2 separate regions of the Homo sapiens genome follow, and region 2 is linked to region 1. Evidence: read pairs that join two places in POLR2A ChIA-PET (ENCODE). Cell type or tissue: endothelial cell of umbilical vein. All regions are shown on one strand. Region 1 overlaps TRPC4 (transient receptor potential cation channel subfamily C member 4). Region 2 overlaps LINC00571 (long intergenic non-protein coding RNA 571).

Region 1 (5,000 bases):
TTTGGCTTGTTCCAGTTTGAGGCTATTACAAAAAAGCTACTATGATATTTGTAGTCAAGTGTTTTTATGTATATAAATTTTTATTTTCTATTTTCTTTTTTATTTTCTATTTTATTTTGGATAAATGCCTAGAGTAAGAATGGATGTATCATTGGTAGATGTATATTTAATTTAAAAACAAACCAAACCAAACTGCAAACTCTTTTTAAAAAGCTATTTATATTTTGTTGTTCAATGTATGAAAGTTTAAGTGTCTGCAAACATGTATCAACATATGTTTTAATTAGATATTTTTTTTAATTTTAGTCATTCTAATAGGTATGCAGTGATACTTCATTGTGACTTTGATTTGCATTTCCCTAATGTGCAACAGATGTTGGGCATCTTTTCATGTGTTTATTTGCCATCTATATATCTTTTGATGCTGTCTCTTCAAATTTTAGTCCCCATTTTTTATTTGAGTTTTTTGTTTCCTCATTATTATATTTGGTTAATTATACTTGGTCAGGGAGAAGGTGAGTTACAAAACACTGGTTTTTTTTGGTGGTAGGAACTCTCTAAATCTTAAATTATGCTATGAATGGATGGAGAAGAGTTCATGTTGCATCTAGGTAGACGTTGTACCACTTATCAACACAATAAACATAGATGGGTAAACAGTGTTATGGTCCAAAATGTTAATTAAATTGTGAACTTATTGAATTTTATGTACCTGTGTGGCTTTCAAGTGGCAATTTTCCTAAAGAGGAGCTATGTGGATAATTCAACCTTAGGAACGTGATGAAACCAAGCGCAACTATACTAGTCAAACTTTTTCTTATATTGGAGAGTCCTAGCACATACAACTACCACCTTTCAGATGCTTTCTCTCAGATAATCCTTATACATGTATTTTCTCCTGCATCCCTGGAATTCTTTACTAAGGGTACAGTGCTGGACTACATTAAAGCTTTATGACCCTTCTTTTTTCCAACCTTCAATTTTTTTTCATCCCATTGCATAAAAAGCCCTATCTTCACTAGATGACAACTATGTACTAGTTGCTTAATTCCTCTTTTGTCTAAGCAATGTAATGTTTTATTCCAGCTAAAATATGCAAGTCTTCAGAAAGCTCTTAGGAAGATTTAATTGTAACAGAAGACTGATATGGGAGATGGTTTTATATATATGACCTTTTTCAGACCTTCGAAAATCGCATTATGTATATAGCTGACTGCCTATGTGTAGGGTCCCCTCATTTCATAAGGTTATTGATATTTTTCTCTTCCTTGTTTCTTTTATTTATTGCCATTTATTATCAATCCTTGTGACAAAATAAGAAAATTTTAAAATATGATATAAGAGGTAGAGGAAAACTGTATAGTTGGAAGACAGGGATCTAATGCCACAATTCACCACTGTGATATTTCTTCAATTTTTCCAGAACATTAATTTAGGCTAACAATCATATTTAATAAAACAGTGTTATAAACAAAGTTATCTGGTTTTTAAAATTATTTATGATCTTGAAATATATTTGGAATATTTGAAATATCAATTTTTATGTAAACTATAGAGTCAAAAACTATATACTAGACAACTACTAGAAAATGAGTAACTATGGATGTTATGGTTTAAATTGTATCTGGCAAAAAGACATGCTAATGTCCAAACCCCAAGTGCCTGCCTCAGAACGTGACTTTATTTGGAAACAGATCATTGCACAATAAATTACTGAAGATGAGGTCATTCTGGAGTGGGACAGACTCTTACTCCAATATGACTGGTTATCTTATAAAAAGAGAGAAGATGATGTGAAATGAGGCATACAGGGAGAATGCCACGTGATGGCAGAGGCAGAGATTGGAATGACACAGCTGTCAGGCCAAGGAATGCCTTGAATTCACAGTCGCTTACCAGAAGGTTGCTAAAGTCAAGGAAAGATTCTACCCAGAGTCTCAGAGAAAGCATGGCGCTGCCAACACTCTGGTTTTAGAATTCACATTTTCAGAACTATGAGAAAAAAAAAATATGTTGTTTTAAGCCACCTAATTTATGGTACTTTTTATGGCAGCCCTTAGGAACTAACACAATGAGCAAATAAATTTTAACAAAATCTCAATACCATATGGAGATATAGTTTATGTATAAAACATTTCAATATCCACAATAATAGCAGTACCTTGGGTCAGAAAATAATCAGTGAAGTCCTTATTCATACGCAGATTCTTTGGGTTGCAGTTTGAGTTTCTTTGAACTATTGATGGTTATAGGTCTGTTTTCAGTGACTAATATGCTCACGTACAGTAGTTTGTTCCTTATTTTCAGGTCATCCTTCACCCTGCCTCATGATTTGTCCTTACTTACTGGGATGTGCATTTTCTCAGGAAGCTAGCATGAAGGGCCACAGAGACCAGGATGGGAACAAGCAACACTTGCACGTGTGGCAAGTGGAAATGCTGGAAATGACAATGATGACGGAGAGGAAATGATACATGCCTCATTTTTAGGAACATAACTTAGGCTGTTTAAAAAAAGAATGAGAGAGGGAAGCTGATTACTCAATAATCCTTGTAAAAAATAAAAGACCTAGATGAGAGAGATGGCAGAGGAGCTGGAGAGATGGTGCAGCCGGGGAGGAACATCCCAGATGTTTGATCAGCAGGAATCATTGACAATTAGATGAGCCAATAAAGAATAAAAAATAAAATTACGCCAAAGAATAATTTCCATTCAACAGATACTTTACTCTTTATTCCTGTCTGCTTTGTGAAAATGATATCAAAGACTGACAGAATTATAGGGAACTATAACTCTTTTTGTCCCTTTTTCTCTTTTTTGGCTCTTTTATGTGTTGTTTTTGTGCAGTTGCCAGCTCTGTTGCCATACAAGTTGGAGCAAATAGCACAACCTGAGAGGTCGGTGACTGTGTTGCCTCTGCTGTTTCCAAAACACATAACTTTTTCTCTGTATATTATAGACTAATTTAATTCCAACCTCAATTAACAGATCATTAAAAAACAGAGTATTATTATTGTTATCTTTTTTAAGCCCAGAAAATCTGTCAGCCAAGATAGTCAGCAGAGCTTTTGTCAGGGAGACAGAAAAGAGATTAGAGAGCATAAAAGGAAGTGATCTTATTCTCAACCTTAAGGCTACAGTTTAAAAATTCTGCTTATAGGACCTAACACATTTGAAACAAATATAACCCTTCACATATATTATTTATATGTATAAATTAGATGGGTAGAGAAACAACTCCATTCTGTGATATCAACTTTTGATTCTGGAAAGAAGCTATGAAATGAGTTTCCTATTTTCTAAGGTCTGGAACAATTTAATTTTTTCTAAAACTATAGGTCTTGATATTATGTTAAAAGGAATAGAGAAGGGAAAAGCAAAGTGCGCTTATATCATTTTATTTCATAAGAACAACTAATATTCATTCCCATTCTGTCTCTTTTTTCCTTTCTGAATTCTTGACCTACTGGGAGATAGTAGAGCAGTGTTCATTCTTCAGTAGGAGTCTCTCCAGGAGACTTTGATTAAAAGTGAAACACCCATTCTGAACATGCCACTCCTCTGTGTGGAAAATGTCAGTGGCTCATTAGAGACTGGAGAACCAGCCCATTCATGGAAGGCCAGGATCTGAGCCTTCCTCACTGCTTTCCATCCACCATTTTCATCTATTACTCACCTACATGATTCAAAAGTCAAATGGTGCTTTCTTCAATACTGTATAATTTTCTGCCTCCACACCTCTATTCAAGTTTTAAGAAAGCATCTAGGTAGCTACCTAGAAATAACTAGCATTTTTAATCTATTTTCCATAATAGTTTGGAACAATGTATATGTGCTCTGAGAAGGGTATTGGTGAATAGAGGTAGACTTTGTACCAACTGCTACCCTTTGTGATTTTCAAAGAACGAACATTATTTATTGACTCGACCTTCCTACCACCTAAATTGGGTTTTGTTTGCTTGCTGTTTTGTTTGCTAAGTTCAACGTTGGGTTCATCACCCACACACATGCTTTATTTCCTTTGCCTTTCTCATTTTCAGCTTTCCATTACTGCTCACTCATTGTCTCAGATCAGTTGCCAAACCAATTTTAAATGTAGACTCAGGAATGGTTTCAGAAGTTTAATCAGCCTCTGCCTCACCAACACTATCATCATATGAAATTTAGTTATTGTCTTCCCTTCTGGTTATGTGACATCAAATGTCATGCCCCTGTAATATGCATTTAGCTCTTCCTTGAATCCTGATCTGCAAATCTGAATTTAACATGTATATTTAAGAAAACACTTAGGTGATTTTATGACTGGGTACGAAATTTTTGAACTTGACACTTGTTGGGCAAGAGAGTCTGCAGAGAATAGAATCTGTAGTTTATCAATTAGTCTTCTTCATTATTCTCAAGCATTTTAGCCAATGTTTCTCAGATTTGATTAAATCTCTATTGATTTTTTGCCTTTTAACAAGGCTGAAAAACTTAATTGGGCAACTAGTTATCTTATTGGTATTCCCTTATGCTTCAGTTATTATTATCTTCTGAATGTAATTTCCTTGCATAAATCTTTTAATTATTATTATTATGCTGAAAGTGAACACATATTACATACTTGTGTATATATGTCTATAAGTGATTGTATATGTATATGCACATACGTGTATATACATATATCCTTGTGTGTGTAAACCTGTGTTTATATGCAATAATGGTGATACCTAATATTTATTGAACATATACTATGACCTAGGAACTCATACTTTTCACATATTAATTCATCTAATTTTTCAATAACCCTATGAGATAAGTATTTCTACTATCCCCATTTTACAAATTGGGAAAAAGACACAATAAGAATTTAATAATTTATTAATACTCACACAATCAGGAAGCAGCAGATCCAAGATTCAAATCCCAATGGGATTTCTCTAAGGCTTATGTGCTCTTAATCCCTACAATATCCAAATATATAATACAAAGTACGGTAAATTTGCCATATAACTTTGGAG
Region 2 (5,000 bases), 370 kb before region 1:
TGAGCCACCATGCCTGGCCGATAGCATATTCTTTAAATGCTTTAAGTGCTTTTGCTTTTTCCCTTTCTTCCGCTGTCTGCTCACTTAATGTTACTTCTTAAAATGCATCACAAATAAACCACCTGTAGTCAAATCTTTGTCTCAGACTTTGTTTTGAGAAACCAAAATGTTTAGATACAATCATCTTATTCATATATTTCATTTCACATATGAAGTATTTGTAAACCAAAATATTTCTGTTTATCTTCAGTGATAAAGTCATTCATACTAGGACAGCTTCAGGTGTAGTAGCTGTAACAGTTTGTACAAGAAATAATTATATGGTCAAATATCTTGAATATCATCATGCATTTTGCTAAAGCATAAAGAACATGAGTTCCAGGTAAATACTGTAGTGACAGTCTTTTCTGTACTTCCTTGCCATTTGAATTCCTGTCAATAAATGTGACAGCAAGGATAAAATTCATAAAAAAATTTAGCCACAGTTTCCGACGTGACAGAAGAAATGATGTGTAAGTTACCTTTATGTCCACAAAAACCAGCAAAGTGTCCAGCAGAAACATTGATTCTTAATAAGTGTCTGCTATTGGATATTTTAAATCATGTTTACTAGGTGGCAGCATTAATAGAGATTTAAATCACATCCGAGTTAATCATTTCATCTGTCTTGCATGTTGTAGTTCATTAAGTGATTATAATACTCATTCTGCAGTTCTTATGTATCCTTTTTTTCCTCTGAATTTAAAAGCATTTGTTTCCACTAATAATTATTAATATATTATGGGCAGCAAATATAGCAACCTTAATAGAACTGATCATCTTTATGCCCGTTTTATGTCACCCATTCTCTACTCAACAGTAGCCAGAATTTTAGTTTATCTGAAAGGTCTGACTTGTGAATTAACAATTCAGATTTTCTTCCCTGGATGATCCACATCCCTGGTTACCATGATTTTTGGGGGTAAAATTTCTCAATTTTCTATTTATACTTTTCAGTGGTCATGTAAGAAGCAAGACTCACCCCAATGAATACTTCGCATTCCAGAATACTCAGCCTTGTCCCATTATCGAACTGTAAACTTACGCCCCCATACTGAGTAAATTATTTATTCCAGTAAAATAACTCATTTATTTTCCTACCAGCCTATTAACATGGGAAGACCCAGATATAGCAACTGCAGCTTTATGTTTAGTGAAACATTATGTCATCTCGTGGTATTATCTCCCACCAGGAGCCAGAAACTCAAAGCCAGAAGGGCATTAAGTTGTGGAGACAAGAAGCATATATTAGCCACATATGTCAATGGAAATCTTTCTGAGAAGGGCAATTTCTTGGAATTCCAGCAACCAGGAATGCAGCATTATATGATGTCTCTTGGTTCCAAGTATAGGTTACATTTTGCAGAATAATGGCTAACTACCAGAGTGTCATTTCCTAGCTCTTAAGCTGAGACTTCAAGGATCCATGTCCATAATCTATCAGGGGAATCTCACCCTTTAAGTTAAGATGTGCAATCAATGCAAAATATCATGTAATGAATAATATTTCCTGTCTGTAGCAAGGAGACATTTTAAATGTTAATTTTAAAGTGGCTACTGAATATGTTCAGGAACACCAAATTTCCAGTGCTAATGAATTGCCTGGTGCAGCAAACTGTGATAGAATGCCAAAATGTATCTCAATATTAATTGCACATAGTAAAAATATCAACGTGATGCTACAGGGATAAAGAAAATTGCAGGAATATGTCATAAGTATGAGATGTACAAGACTTCCATATTAATTTCTCAAGCATACCTGTGAATATTAGGATCTGTATATTTCTCTTAACTGAAAATCTGTGATACCATCAATTATTAATATAAATGGAACAAACTATTGCCATTTATTAGGAGAAAATATATACTGTAAACTGAAAGCTGAAACAGGACTAGATAATATATCCTGAGAATAGGATCCAGAAGTTGCATTATTCACCTATCAGACGGCAACAAGGATCCCAATGCTAGTCATAATCGTGGGTCCTAAGAACCCCTGAAAAGCTGGATTTACTAACATTTTCATATGTGGTAGATGGGAATGGGGTTATATGGAAGATGACACCCTGGATTCTGCAATTGGCAAGTATTTAAAGTGTATGGGAGAAATGGTAATAGACTTATATGTTTGATTTAGGTACATGGAAAAAAATTAGATAACAATGCAGAACATTGGAAATGACTGTAGAGGTAGACAGAATTTCTCTAGCTTCTGTTTTCTTGACACATTTTTCAAATATGAGAAAACAGCAAGTGGATGAACTTCTGTCTGAAGTACTCTGACAGAAGCCTTCTTCTAGAGGGCATAGACAATACCAGAGCTTTTGTTATTTTCACAGGAGTGGAGCCAGAGAAATTGGGTCTCTAGAGGTTAGGATTCTAATGTGAAGAGATGTGTGGATAAATGACCTCAACACATGTATGAAAATGCAAGTTTTATTTATTTGCCTAGGTATGATGAGACCAAAAGACCAGGAGACAACTGCCAAAGGTTATTATAACTCCAGATCCAAAGGGAAAGGGACACATGACACTATGGGGGAGACACATGGAAAAGCACCAAGGTTGGTCAGGAGGAAGATGGACTGTGCTGAAAATGCAGGCAAGAGCTTTTATTGTGGTTTTTGCAGGAAGAAATGGGCAAGGTAGTGTAAGCAGGCTTAGAATTGGCTAGTTTGAGCAATTTTGGCAGGCTCCATTGTGTAGGAGCTCTTCCTAGTTGTCTGGTATCTGGCTCTGGGGTAATTAGGGCAAGGAAATCATGGCCCAGACTGTGAGAGCATGATTTTAAAATGTGGTTGGGGATATGGGTTCTGGGTTAGTTTAGTTTGCCTTTGAAAAGCATGTTTGCATGTGAGTTCTTTGTATCTTTGGGAATTGATAAATCTTGGGAGAAGCAGTCTGTCCAGGATCAGCAAGACCCTAATATGTGAAAACATTAAAAATACAAAAAATTTACAAAGCATAATTAGTGTGACTCACAGTTGGTTTTCCCTTCTTTTTTTTTTGCCATTATTTGAAATATAGGGTGGGATTCTAAGAATCTAAGTAGATAATCTTCTTAATTTCAGTTAATAGTTGTTTTTAATAGAAGATTAAATGAAATAGAAGTGTTGACTAATTGATTAATAAACTGGAAGACAAGAAAGTCAAAAAAATCCAGAATCCTTGTAGAGAAAAATTCCATAGATTGTTTAGAACAGAGTGTAAGAGCTTATATAAGATACAATGAGAAAATTTAATATATGTTAATTAAGTTCTAAAATGAGAAAAGAGGAAAATAATATGACAGAAGAAATACGGAAAGTCACCAAATATTCTCCAAAGCTGAAGAAAGTTATTAAAGTACAGATTTGAGAACTTCAATAAACCTTAGTTGGAATATGCACAAAGTAAACCACACTAAGGCGTATCAGGATAAACACAACCAACAACTTAAAGCAAAAGCAACAGCCAGAAAAAAAAATCATTTCCTTCAAAGCAACAATAATAATGACAAACTCATTTTTTTTTTTTTTGAGACAGAGTTTTCCTCTTGTTGCCCAGGTTGGCGTGCACTGACGTGATCTTAGCTTGCTGCAACCTCCACCTCCCAAGTTTAAGCATTTCTTCTGCCTCAGCCTCCCAAGTAGCTGGGATTACAGGCACCCGCCATCACACCGGGCTAATTAGGTATTTTTAGTAGAGACGGGGTTTCACCATGTTGGTCATACTGAGCTCAAACTCCTGACCTCAGGTGAGCCACATACCTCGGCCTCCCAAAGTACTGGGATTACAGGCTTGAGCCGCTGCACCTGGCCACAACAAATAAATTTTTAATAGCAGTAATGAAAGCTCAAAATTAATGGAACAAGATCTTTATTTATTTTTATTTTTTAATTTTTTTTATTTTTTTGTATTTTTATTTTTATTTTTTTATTATTATTATACTTTAAGTTTTAGGGTACATGTGCACAATGTGCAGGTTAGTTACATATGTATACATGTGCCATGCTGGTGTGCTGCACCCATTAACGTGACATTTAGCATTAGGTATATCTCCTAATGCTATCCCTCCCCCGACCCCACAACAGTCCCCGGAGTGTGATGTTCGCCTTCCTGTGTCCGTGTGTTCTCATTGTTCAATTCCCACCTATGAGTGAGAACATGCTGTGTTTGGTTTTTTGTCCCTGCAATAGTTTACTTAGAATGATGATTTCCAATTTCATCCATGTCCCTACAAAGGACATGAACTCATCATTTTTTATGGCTGCATAGTATTCCATGGTGTATATGTGCCACATTTTCTTAATCCAGTCTATCATTGTTGGACATTTGTATTGCTATTGTGAATAATGCCGCAATAAACATACGTGTACATGTGTCTTTATAGCAGCATGATTTATAGTCCTTTGGGTATATACCCAGTAATGGGATGGCTGGGTCAAATGGTATTTCTAGTTCTAGATCCCTGAGGAATCGTCACACTGACTTCCACAATGGTTGAACTAGTTTACAGTCCCACCAACAGTGTAAAAGTGTTCCTATTTCTCCACATCCTCTCCAGCACCTGTTGTTTCCTGACTTTTTAATGATTGCCATTCTAACTGGTGTGAGATGCTATCTCATTGCGGTTTTGATTTGCATTTCTCTGATGGCCGGTGAGGGTGAGCATTTTTTCATGTGTTTTTTGGCTGCATAAATGTCTTCTTTTGAGAAGTGTCTCTTCATGTCCTTCACCCACTTTTTGATGGGGTTGTTTGTTTTTTTCTTGTAAATTTGTTTGAGTTCATTGTAGATTCTGGATATTAGCCCTTTATCAGATGAGTAGGTTGTGAAAATTTTCTCCCATTTTGTAGGTTGCCTGTTCACTCTGATGGTAGTTTCTTTTGCTGTGCAGAAGCTCTTTAGTTTAATGAGATCCCATTTGTCAATTTTGGCTTTTGTTGCATTGATTTTGGTGTTTTAGACATGAAGTCCTT

Evidence for each region. Peaks named below come from ENCODE experiments on the same cell type or tissue, not always from the same donor. Only the 100,000 strongest peaks of a DNase experiment are listed, where the experiment ranks them.
Region 2: POLR2A ChIA-PET joins it to region 1 with 7 read pairs; 2 of 35 experiments call an interaction of 5 or more read pairs at or near these places.

What each region holds. Positions count from the first base shown.
Region 1 is chr13:37,698,961-37,703,960 of GRCh38, reverse strand. The region is part of intron 3 of TRPC4 (transient receptor potential cation channel subfamily C member 4); the gene reads left to right. Among named protein-coding and RNA genes, the nearest start is that of POSTN, 100 kb to the right of the region's middle. In endothelial cell of umbilical vein, no CTCF peak of the experiment used is centred here; DNase peaks (open chromatin) are centred at 1,780, 2,400 and 2,880; H3K27ac peaks cover 2,552 bases.
Region 2 is chr13:38,070,468-38,075,467 of GRCh38, reverse strand. The region is part of intron 3 of LINC00571 (long intergenic non-protein coding RNA 571); the gene reads left to right. Among named protein-coding and RNA genes, the nearest start is that of LINC00571, 70 kb to the left of the region's middle. In endothelial cell of umbilical vein, no CTCF peak of the experiment used is centred here; no DNase peak of the experiment used is centred here.